Linked DNA regions of Homo sapiens: region 1 is linked to region 2. A link is a contact called in ENCODE Hi-C data. All regions are on one chromosome and are shown on one strand. The core of a region is the stretch at or near the end of the contact, and the rest is flanking DNA. Distances in the headings are between cores, read along the strand shown. Region 1 overlaps LRRC74A (leucine rich repeat containing 74A). Region 2 has its middle 55 kb from the start of LINC01629.

Region 1 (4,988 bases), core at 2,351-4,850, 61 kb after region 2:
GATTACGGGCGCACACCACTACACCGGCTAATGTTTGTATTTTTAGTAGAGACAGGGATTCACCATGTTGGCCAGGCTGGTCTGGAACTCCTGACCTCAGGTGATCCACCCGCCTCAGCCTCCCAAAGTGCTGGGATTACAGGTGTGAGACACTGTACCCAGCCCAACTTTTGAATTTTTTGTAGAGAGTGGGTCTCACTATGTTGCCCAAGCTGGTCTTGAGCTCCTGGCTTCCCATCTTGGCCTCCCAAAGCACTGGGATTACAGGCATGAGCCACTGTGCCAGGCCTCCATTTTCAACTCAACCTCCTCCATTTGGGTTTCCATAACTCACCCACTCCACTAAAACAGCACTTTTTTTTTTTTTAAATTTTAAGTTCAGGGGTACATGTGCAGGTTTGTTATATAGGTAAACTTGTGTCACAGGGTTTGTTGTACAGATTATTTCATCACCCAAGTATTAAGCCTAGTACTCAGTTATTTTTCCCGTTCCTCTCCCTCCTCCCTCCCTCCACCCTCAGTTAGTCCCCCAGTGTCTGTTCCCCTCTCTGTGTTCGTGTGTTCTCATAATTTAGCTGCCACTTATAAGTGAGAACAGGTGGTATTCGGTTTTCTCTTCCTATGTTAGTTTGCTAAGGATAATGTCCTCCAGCTCCAACCCTGTTCCTGCAAGGAACATGATTTCAGTTTTTTTGTGACTGCATAGTATTCCGTGGTGTATATGCACCAAATTTTTTTAATCCAGTCTACTACTGATGGGCATTTAGGTTGATTCCCTGTCTTTGTTACTGTGAATAGTTAAAATAGGACTTTCAAAGCCACTAACACTCCATGCTGCCAAGTGCCATGGTTACTATTTTATCCTCGTCTTATTTGATCTCTCAACAGCATTTGATGCAACTGTCGATCTTCTTCCTGCACTGCACCCTTCCTCGGCTCCTGCCACCTCGCTTTTCTGGTTTCCCTCCTATTTGACTGACCACTCCTCAGACTCCTCTTCCTCCTCTGTGAAACCTAAAAATGTCGGAGTGACCCAAAGGTCAGTTCGACGGCCACCTACTCAACTCTGTCTACACTCCCTGACTAGATGACTTCATCTTGCCTCATGGTTTTAAATACATCTATATACCTATGACCCCAAATGTGTATCTTCAGCCCTGATCTCTTCACCCAGCTCTAAACTCATATAGCAAACCATCTACCTGACTTCTCTATGTAGGTTCAAATGGCCATTGCAAACATCACGTGGCCAAAATGGAAAACGGGGCTCCTATCTCCTGTCCCTGTTGCTCCCTGAGTTGTCTCCATCCACGTAAACAACACCATCATCCAACCAATAGCTGAAGCAAAATGACCATGAGTCTATCTCTCTCTTTCCCCCATTCTTCACATCAGCAAGTCCTTTTGGCTTTACCCCCAAAGTATATTCTGAATTCATTCACTCTTCTCTATCCCCACCTCCTCCCTGAGCTCAAGCTATTTTCCTGTCTTGCCTAGACTCCTGTGACAACTTCCTCTTTTGTACTCATTTGCCTGGGGATGACTATTTAGGTTGTTACTATTTTTTTTTCCTCTTTTATGGCGATGCTGTAATAACCTCCTCACACATTTCTCTGTGTATGTGTGAGAGCTTCTCTGAGACAATTCCCCTTGATGGGAGGGAATTTCTGCATCATAGAATAGACACATTTTCAAGTTTACCAAGGACCATCAAGTTGTTCTCAAAAGTGCCCGGCAGCTTGAAGTATTCTTATTTCGCTCGGTTGTCCGCAGCCTTTGACATTCACTGGCTTTAAAATTTCACAGCTTTAAAGATGACAAGGAGAACCTTTCATTTCTCTAACTAGTTAAGAGATGTGGGCACTCGACTTTCTTCTTTTGCTATGCATATGCCTTGACCATTGCTCTATTGAGGCTATTTATCATTGTCTAATTGAGCTAAGGATCTTTTATCAACATTCTGAATACTATTTTTTGTACTCTACAAATGCTGCAAATATCTACTCCCTGTCTGTTGCCTGTCTTTGTTTTTGTTTTTGAGCTGGAGTCTCCTTCTGTTGCCCAGGCTGGAGTGCAGTGTCGCCATCTTGGCTCACTGCAACCACCGCCTCTTGGGTTCAGGTGATTCTCCTGCCTCAGCTTCCCGAGTAGCTAGGATTACAGGCATGCACCACCACATCCAGCTAATTTTGTATTTTTAGTAGAGATGGGGTTTCACCATGTTGGCCAGGATGGTCTTGATCTCTTGACCTCGTGATCTGCCCACCTCGGCCTCCCGAAGTGCTGGGACTACAGGCGTAAGCCACCACGCCCAGCCTGTTGCTTGTCTTTTAAGGTTGTTCATGGTTGTGTGTCTTTTTATCATATGCATGTTTCAAATGTATTGTTGTCAAATATGGGAATTTTTAAAACTTTTAGGTTCAGGCCTACATGTGCTGGTTTGTTATATAGGTAAATTGCATGTCCCAGGGGTTTGGTGTACTGATTATTTCATCACCCAGGTAATAAGCATAGTACCCAAAAGGTACTTTTTCCATTGCTTTTGGACCGTTTATGCTTACTGGGCCATACTTAAGAGTCCTTAGCCTTCCTGAGTTGTTAGTTGTTTCTGTGTTCTTCTAATCATCGTAAAGTTTTACTTCCCATGTCCAGGTGTTTGCTGCTGCCCCTCCCCCTCCCTCTTCCCCTTCCCTTCCCCTTCTTCTTTTCCTTCTTCTTGTGCTTCTTCTTTTGAGACAGGGCCTCTCTCTGTTGCCCAGGCTGCAGTGGAGTGGCACAATCATGGCTCACTGCAGCCTCTACTTCCTGGGATCAAGGAATCCTCCCACCTCAGCCTTCCGAGTAGCTGGGATTACAGGTGTGCACCACCACACCTGGCTAATTTTTTGAAATTTTATAGAGACAGGGTGTCCCTGTGTTGCCCAGGGTGATCTTGAACTCCTGGGCTCAAGCAATCCTTCTGCCTCAGGCTCCTGAAGTTCTGGGATTACAGGCATAAGCCACTGCACCCAAATTCTGAATGTATTTTGGGCATGTTTACATCACTTTTATAATCACAACATTTAAAAATCATGTTTAAAAGGGAGATTCCGCTCTGCCAAGTGATTCTTCCCTATCCCTCCCCTTTGCTGTCCCTTCCTCCAGGGAGACTCACCCAGCATCTGGCCCAGGTGCTCCCCTCCTACATCAGAGAATTGGTTGTGACTGAGATCCAGCTTTTTAATTTGGTAATTGGTCTACAGAAACAAACAGGGGAAAGAGAAGGATTTTTTGTCTTCTGATTGCAAATATCTTACTTATCTCAGGGCAGTATGATGGTGGGGCTCTGATGTACCAAAAATTAGGTGAAGACAATGTCTTAGGCATTTTTTGTTGGACTGTTGATGGCTGCTGGGAGAACTTAGTGCCATATAAACAGCTCTACCATTTGCTGTGCCTTTGTTGGGGTTGGCAGGGTCTAAACACTCCCCAGTCCCTAACATGTGAAAGTAGCCTCACGTTACTGTGCCCATAGCAGCCCCAGGTTGCCCAGATCTCCCAGGGACATCGCCCACGTGGCTTGGCTGCACTCCCTGCCTCTTACCGACAGGGCTTGGCAGAGCAGTGCTGCGGAGTCTTCCTTGAAGTCATTTCCTGTAGTGAGGGTGGTGTGTCAGTGATGCACTGCTAGACCATGGCTCCCTTCCTCTCCCACCCCCTGCCCCTCCCAGTCCACTTCCCTTTAGAACAATCGAACAGAAAAAAGGTGGTAGGGGCCAGACGCATTGGCTTACGCCTGTAATCCCAGCACTTTGGGAGGCGGAAGTGGGAGGATGACTTGAGCCCAGGAGTTTGAGACCAGCCTGGGCAACATAGTGAGCCCTTGTCTCTACAAAGAATTTTTAAAAAAATTAGCCAGTCATGGTGGCATGAACCTGTGGTCCCAGCTACTTTGGAGGCTGAGGTGGGAGGATCACTTGAACCCAGGAGGTCGAGGCTGCAGTGTGCCATGTTGGTGCCACTGCACTCCAGCCTGGGTGACAGACCAAGATCCTGTTTTTAAAAAAAGAAAAGGAGCCTGGGTACTGTGGCTCATGCCTATAATCCCAGAACTTTTACAGGCCAAGGCGAGTGGATCACCTGAGGTCAGGAGTTCGAGACCAGTCTGGCCAATATGGCAAAACCCTGTCTCTACTAAGAATACAAAAATTAGGCATGATGGCGCACACCTGTGGTCCCAGCTACTCAGGAGGCTGAGGCACGAGAAATGCTTGAATCTGGGAGGTGGAGATTGCAGTGAGCTGAGATCACAACGCCACTGCACTCCAGCCTGGGTGACAGAGAAAGACTTCACCTCAAAAATAAAATAATAAAATCAAATAAAAAAGGAAGGGACAGGACAGGACAGGAAGGGACTTAAAGCAAGTATTACATGGACAAAAGAGAACAAGGCAACTGTTTACCCTCTCTTTTAACATTGCCTTTTCTCTCTGCCATGAACTTCCAGGAGTTGGTAGCATACCCTGTGCATTCATTAGCAGCATCAACCCCCAGCCTAGTGCCTAGAGTCTATAACATCCTAAAAATGCTCATCCAAGTTCAAGCAGCAGGACTGGGACACCTGTGAGTGAGACACTTACCATGTGTGCAAAATTTAAGAGGTGCCTAAAAACTCAGTAATCAAGAAGAATAATATCCTAATACAACATTTTAAAAAACCAAAATTAGTGTAAAATCATCTATATTGAACAAGTTTTTTTTTTTTTTTTTTTTTTTTTTTTTTTTTTTTGAGACGGAGTCTCGCTCTGTCACCCAGACTGGAGTGCAGTGCAGTGGCGTGATCTCGGCTTACTGCAACCTCCATCTCCTGGGTTCAAGCAATTCTCCTGCCTCAGCCTCCTGAGTAACTGGGATTACAGGTTGTGCACCACCACACCCAGCTAATTTTTATATTTTTAGTACAGACACAGTTTCAACATGTTGGTCAGGCTGGTCTCAAACTCCTGACC
Region 2 (5,379 bases), core at 1,339-3,838:
TCGGCCTCCCAAAGTGCTGGGATTATAGGCGTGAGCCACCGCGCCTGGCCGATTAAAAATATTATGTCAGTAGGTAGGTTATATTAACACATTTACTTTCAGGTTGCTGTTACAAAATATTTAAAAATCAATTTTAAAGGGAATGTCATTGGGTCTCAAGGGATTGAGACCCACAGTTCTAGATGGCTGGACTTATATTGCCACTCTTTTTATTTTATTTATTTATTTATTTTGAGACCAAATCTCGCTCCGTCACCCAGGCTAGAGTGCAGCGGTGCAGTCTTGGCACACCGCAACCTCCACCTCCTGGGTTCAAGTGATTCTTGTGCCTCAGCCACCCGAGTAGCTGGGACTTCAGGCACACACCATCATGCCTGGCTAATTTTTTTTTTTTTTTTTTTTTTAGTAGAGACGGGGTTTTGCCATATTGGCCAGGATGGTTTTGAACTCCTGGCCTCAAGTGATCTGCCTGCCTCGGCCTCCCAAAGTGCTGGGATTACAGGTGTGAGCCACTGCAACTGGCCCACTCTTATTTTTAAGCAGGGCACCTTCCCCTCTGAACTTGGCACACACACACACACACACACACACATTTAAGTCCCTGTCACCAGCTACCTGCACCTTCTCTGTGCATATCTAGGACACATCTGGTCCAATTCTGTCCCCTCCCTACTCTCACCTGCCCCCAGCATTGCAAGGACAGGCCCAGACTGGTAGAACTCAATCACGTGTGCACGCAGAGAACCAGCCAGGGTACCCAGCCTCTCCTGCTGGCTGTCAGGTCTAGGAAAAAGATGATCAAGTGTGGTGGCTCATGCCTATAATCCCAGTACTTTGGGAGGCTGAGGCAGGAGGATTGCTTGAGCCCAGGAGGTCAAGACTACAGTGAGCCGTGACTGCACCACTGCACTCTAGCTTGGGGGACAGAGTGAGATTCTGTTTCAAAAAAAGAAAAAAAAAAAAAAAAGGCCTGGCACAGTGGCTCACTCCTGTATTCCCAGCACTTTGGGAGGCTGAGATGGGTGGATCACGAGGTTAGGAGTTCAAGACCAGCCTGGCCAACATGGTGAAACTCTGTCTCTACTAAAACTACAAAAACTAGCCAGGCACGGTGGCAGGCGCCTATAATCCCAGCTACTTGGGAGGCTGAGGCAGTAGAATTGCTTGAACCTGGGCGGCAGAGGTTGCAGTGAGCTGAGATGGTACCACTGCACTCCAGCCTGGGTGACAGAGGGAGATTCTGTCTCAAAAAAAAAAAAAAAAAAAAAAAAAAGATACAAATGAAAAAGGAAAAAAGATGGATGTGTGCCATGTGCGGTGGCTCACGCCTGTAATCCCAGCACTTTGGGAGGCTAAGGTAGACGGATCACTTGATTTCAGGAGTTCGAGACCAGCCTGACCAACATGGTGAAACCTTGTCTCTACTAAAAATAAAAAATTAGCTGGGTGTAGCTGTAGTCCCAGCTATTTCGGAGGCTGAGGCAGGAGAATCACTTGAACCCGGGAGGCAGAGGTTGCAGTGAGCTGAGATCACGTGCCATTGCACTCCAGCCTGGGCAACAAGGGTGAAACCCCATCTCAGAAAAAAAAAAAAAAAAGAAAAGAAAAGAAAAAGAAAGATGGATATGTTCCTAGGAAAGGCATTGCTTCTCACCACACCTTCCTACCTGCTCAGCCATCACCTCACAGTGCCAGCCATCATCCCCTCATCACCCCCTACCAAAACACCGCCTCCCCACCCCCACTCCCCACACAACTGAAACACAGCCTGGACTCTTCCAAGTCAGGTTTGTCATTGTTACAAAATGATCATTGTAAGAAAAAGGAACAAACCCATAGAGTAGAACTCACACCTACTCCTATTATCCAGAGAAAGCCCCTGCTGATATTCTGAGTTTTTTCCTCGGAAATCATACCTCTGTATTTTGTGTGTGTTTTTTTATTATTATTATTTTTTGAGATGGAGTCTCGCTCTGTTGCCCAGGCTGGAGTGCAGTGGTGCGATCTTGACTGCAACCTCCACTTCTCCAGTTCAAGAGATTCTCCTGTCTTCAGCCTCCCAAGTAGCTGGGATTACAGGCGTGCATACCATGCCCTGCTAATTTTGTATTTTTAGTAGAGATGGTGTTTCACCGTGTTGGCCAGGCTGCTCTCGAACTCTTGACCTCAGGTGATCCACCCACCTTGGCCTCCCAAAGTGCAGGGATTACAGGCAGGAGCCACTGTGCTCGGCCTGTATTTTATGTTTTAATAATCTCTCTGCACATGCTGTTTTGTACCTTGCTTTTTTTTTTTTTTCTGCTCAATTACATATCTTGAACATCTTTCCAGGCCATTAACTATTCTTCTACCAAGAAATGTCAATGGCTGCCCAGTATTCCATAAATAAATCAGTGTTTATTTAACCAGCCTACTGATTGCTAGACATTTTGTACCTCATTCTTGACTTTGTTTGAATCTCGGCTCTGCACTTAATAGCTGCGTGCTAACAGGAAAGTCACTTCCGCTTTCTGAGCCTCCGTTTGCTCATCTGCCCGCTGAGCAGCCTAATGCCCCAGTGCCCTTAAGGCATTGCTTCAAAGATCTGAGTTGGTGGATGATGCAGCGCTTGGCACGGTGCCGGTGACACATCCCCCTAAGTGTTTTCTCAGTGTGAGTCTTCATCGGCTTCTCTGCTGTGCCTTCTTCAGCTTGTTTGCGAGTTCCTGGTTCATCCTGACCACCCTGAAAGGCCGCCCCTGGGACTTTGCATAACTCATTCTGTCTCCTGGTGTGTAAGTCTCTCTCCTGGTTCCCAGCAGGAGTGTAGGAATGAGTGCTTGTCCTGGACTCTGGGCTGGGAACTAGCACCTAGTGGGGACTGGACTAGGATGACTTGGGCCAATTTCTTTTCAGGCTGAGCTTGGATTTCAGATCAGATCTCTTAGGACAGAGCCCTTGGGAATTCCCATGGTGTGAATGTCCTGGGCCAGCGGGAATGGCTGCTCGCTCATCTCTTCCAAGGTGAGTGTGAAGGTCTGCCCAGGCCCCTGGGTGCATGCCAAGCTGTGTGCTCCCACCTTGATGTCCAGAGATGTAACCCTCCCAGACGGTGAGTATGCTCCAGGAGCCTCCCACACCTGCCACGGGCCACTCTTTCTGGGGCTGTCTCTGTGTGAGGGTCTGGCCGTGGCTGCCCTAGACCCACTCAGGAAGACTTGCTTCTTCAGCCAAGTCTCCCTTCTGTCCAGCCACTGGTGTGACTCATCACAGAGCCCATTTCTACTGCAAAAAGAAATGCTCAGACCTACGGCCCTGGTTACAAAAGAGGCCACTCAGCTGAGGATCTGCTTCCAACAACTGGAATGCCGACCCTGAATAACCCCAAGTAGAAAACGCGTGTATAGAGCTTGTGTGCGCAAGTACACACACACGCATGTCCTCACGTACCCTCCCACGCGCTCTCACTCGCTCTCCAGCATGCCCATCCTTATCCGCTCACACATTCACACACATGTATGCACGCACGCAACTACCCTGTGCTGTGCCAGACAGCAGTTACTCTGGCTCAGCTTATGTTTTTCGTCATGCTGTTCTGAGAAAAAAGAGAATATGTTTGGAGAGACCCCAGCTGCCAGACAGCAGTGCTTTTCTTCCCCCCCTAATTTTGGCCCCATAAGTCAGATCTCAATTTTCTTTACCCCTTGAGCAGTGAAAGAGAAAGGGGCACACACCACAAACCAGAAATGAGACAGAAGCCTGGTGCAGTGGTGTGCACCTGCAGTCCCGAATACTCAGGAGGCCGAGGCTGGAGGATTGCTTGAGGCCAGGAGTTTGAGTCCAGTCTGGACAACATAGCGAGACCTTGTCTCTAAAAAAAAAACTTAAAAAAAAAAAAAACACATGAGACAGAGACCTCTACCCTGTGACACCCTGGTTATCTGATTGCACCTGGTGCACACTCTTCAGTGGGATACAGAGATTCTTACTTCCTCTTGACCTACAAGATAAGCATATAGTAGGTCAGAGTGCTGGAGGGAGGTGGAGAGGGGTCAGGAGAGAGAAGACTCGGGACTGGCTTTGGGAAGGAAGCAGGAATGGAGATGGGCCTGGAAGGATTGAGAAAATCTCATCAGAAGAGGCCAGGTGCAATGGCTCACACCTGTTATCCTAACACTTTGGGAGGCCAAGGTGGGAAGATTGCTTGAGGCCAGGAGTTTGAGACCAGCCTGGGCAACATGGTGAGACTCCCTGTCTACATAAAATTTAAAAAAATGATGTGGGCGTGGTGGCCCACACCTACAGTCTCAGCTACTTGAGAGGTTGGGAGGGGAGGATCACTTGAGCCCAGGAAGTAGAGGCTGCAGTGAGCTGTGATTGTGCCAAGACACTTTAGCCTGGGTGACAGCACAAGACTTTGTCTGAAAAAAAAAAAAAGGCTTAACAATCCATCCCTTTCTAAGTCCAAAACCAGTACAGAATCAGCCTAGAAACCTTTATAATCTAATTTAACTTAACAAATATTCAAATATTTACTGAAGGTCTAACATGTGCCAGGCACTGTCAAAAGATGCCAAGAGAAGAAAAACATTCCTTCTTCGAACCTTCCCCAGGGAAGCGCTGTCACCCTTTGGGCATACACTTCCCACGCTTTCTGAGACAGGGTCTTTGCAGATGGGCTGGTCAGCACCATCCTGCAGCTTCTTGGGGACTATTCGTCTGCGTGGCAGAAGTGCAAGAGAGCTGTCAGGAGTTGGAGGACTTGTAACTGCTGCTTACTCTCTTCCTACAGCACAGTGGTTCACAATCTGGGAGATTTTGTCCTTCAAGGACATGTGGCAATATCTGAGACATTTTTGGTTGACATAAATAGAGGAGGTGCTACTGGTAACCCCCCTGCAAGGCAAAGGACAGCCCCCACAGTGAAGAGGGAGCTGGCCCCAAGTGTCATCAGGGCTGGGGCCAAGAAGCACTGCTGTAGCATATTAGTTCTGGTTGCTGTGATGGTGATTCCTTAATAGCATCTCTCACCATTTCTTTCTTTTTTTTTGGAGGCGGCGGGACAGAGTTTCAAAAAGGCAACGTCTGCCTCCTGGGTTCAAGCAATTCTCCTGCCTCAGCCTCCTGAGTAGCTGGGATTACAGGCGCCTGCTGCCACGCCGGCTAATTTTTGCATTTTTAGTAGAGACAGGGTTTCACCATGTTGGCCAGGCTGGTCTTGAACTCCTGACCTCAGGTAATCCACCCACCTCAGCCTCCCAAAGTGCTGGGATTATAGGCGTGAGCCACTGTGCCCAGCCATCTCTCCCCATTTCTTTATTTTATTTTATTTTTTTGAAATGGAGTCCCACTCTGTTGCCCAGGCTGGAGTGCAGTGGTATGATCTTGGCTCACTGCAGC

Evidence for each region. Hi-C counts contacts between places; a loop is a spot of excess contacts on that map. Pooled maps may share reads with other maps.
Region 1: a pooled map shows a loop between it and region 2 (2.3-fold over the local background). The contact joins two enhancer-like sites. A Hi-C loop is called at or near these places in 1 of 50 pooled maps.

What each region holds. Positions count from the first base shown.
Region 1 is chr14:76,843,068-76,848,055 of GRCh38, reverse strand. It overlaps LRRC74A (leucine rich repeat containing 74A), which reads right to left. Exons shown (of 14, transcript NM_001385106.1): 6 at 3,584-3,633; 7 at 3,155-3,236. Among named protein-coding and RNA genes, the nearest start is that of LRRC74A, 19 kb to the right of the region's middle. Within about 2 kb of position 3,600, at least 7 of the 41 ENCODE cell types and tissues checked have a DNase peak (open chromatin) inside an H3K27ac peak, as active enhancers do.
Region 2 is chr14:76,902,285-76,907,663 of GRCh38, reverse strand. No RefSeq gene overlaps it. Among named protein-coding and RNA genes, the nearest start is that of LINC01629, 55 kb to the left of the region's middle. RefSeq lists enhancers at 2,722-2,771, 2,051-3,250, 3,076-3,813. Within about 2 kb of position 2,588, at least 29 of the 41 ENCODE cell types and tissues checked have a DNase peak (open chromatin) inside an H3K27ac peak, as active enhancers do.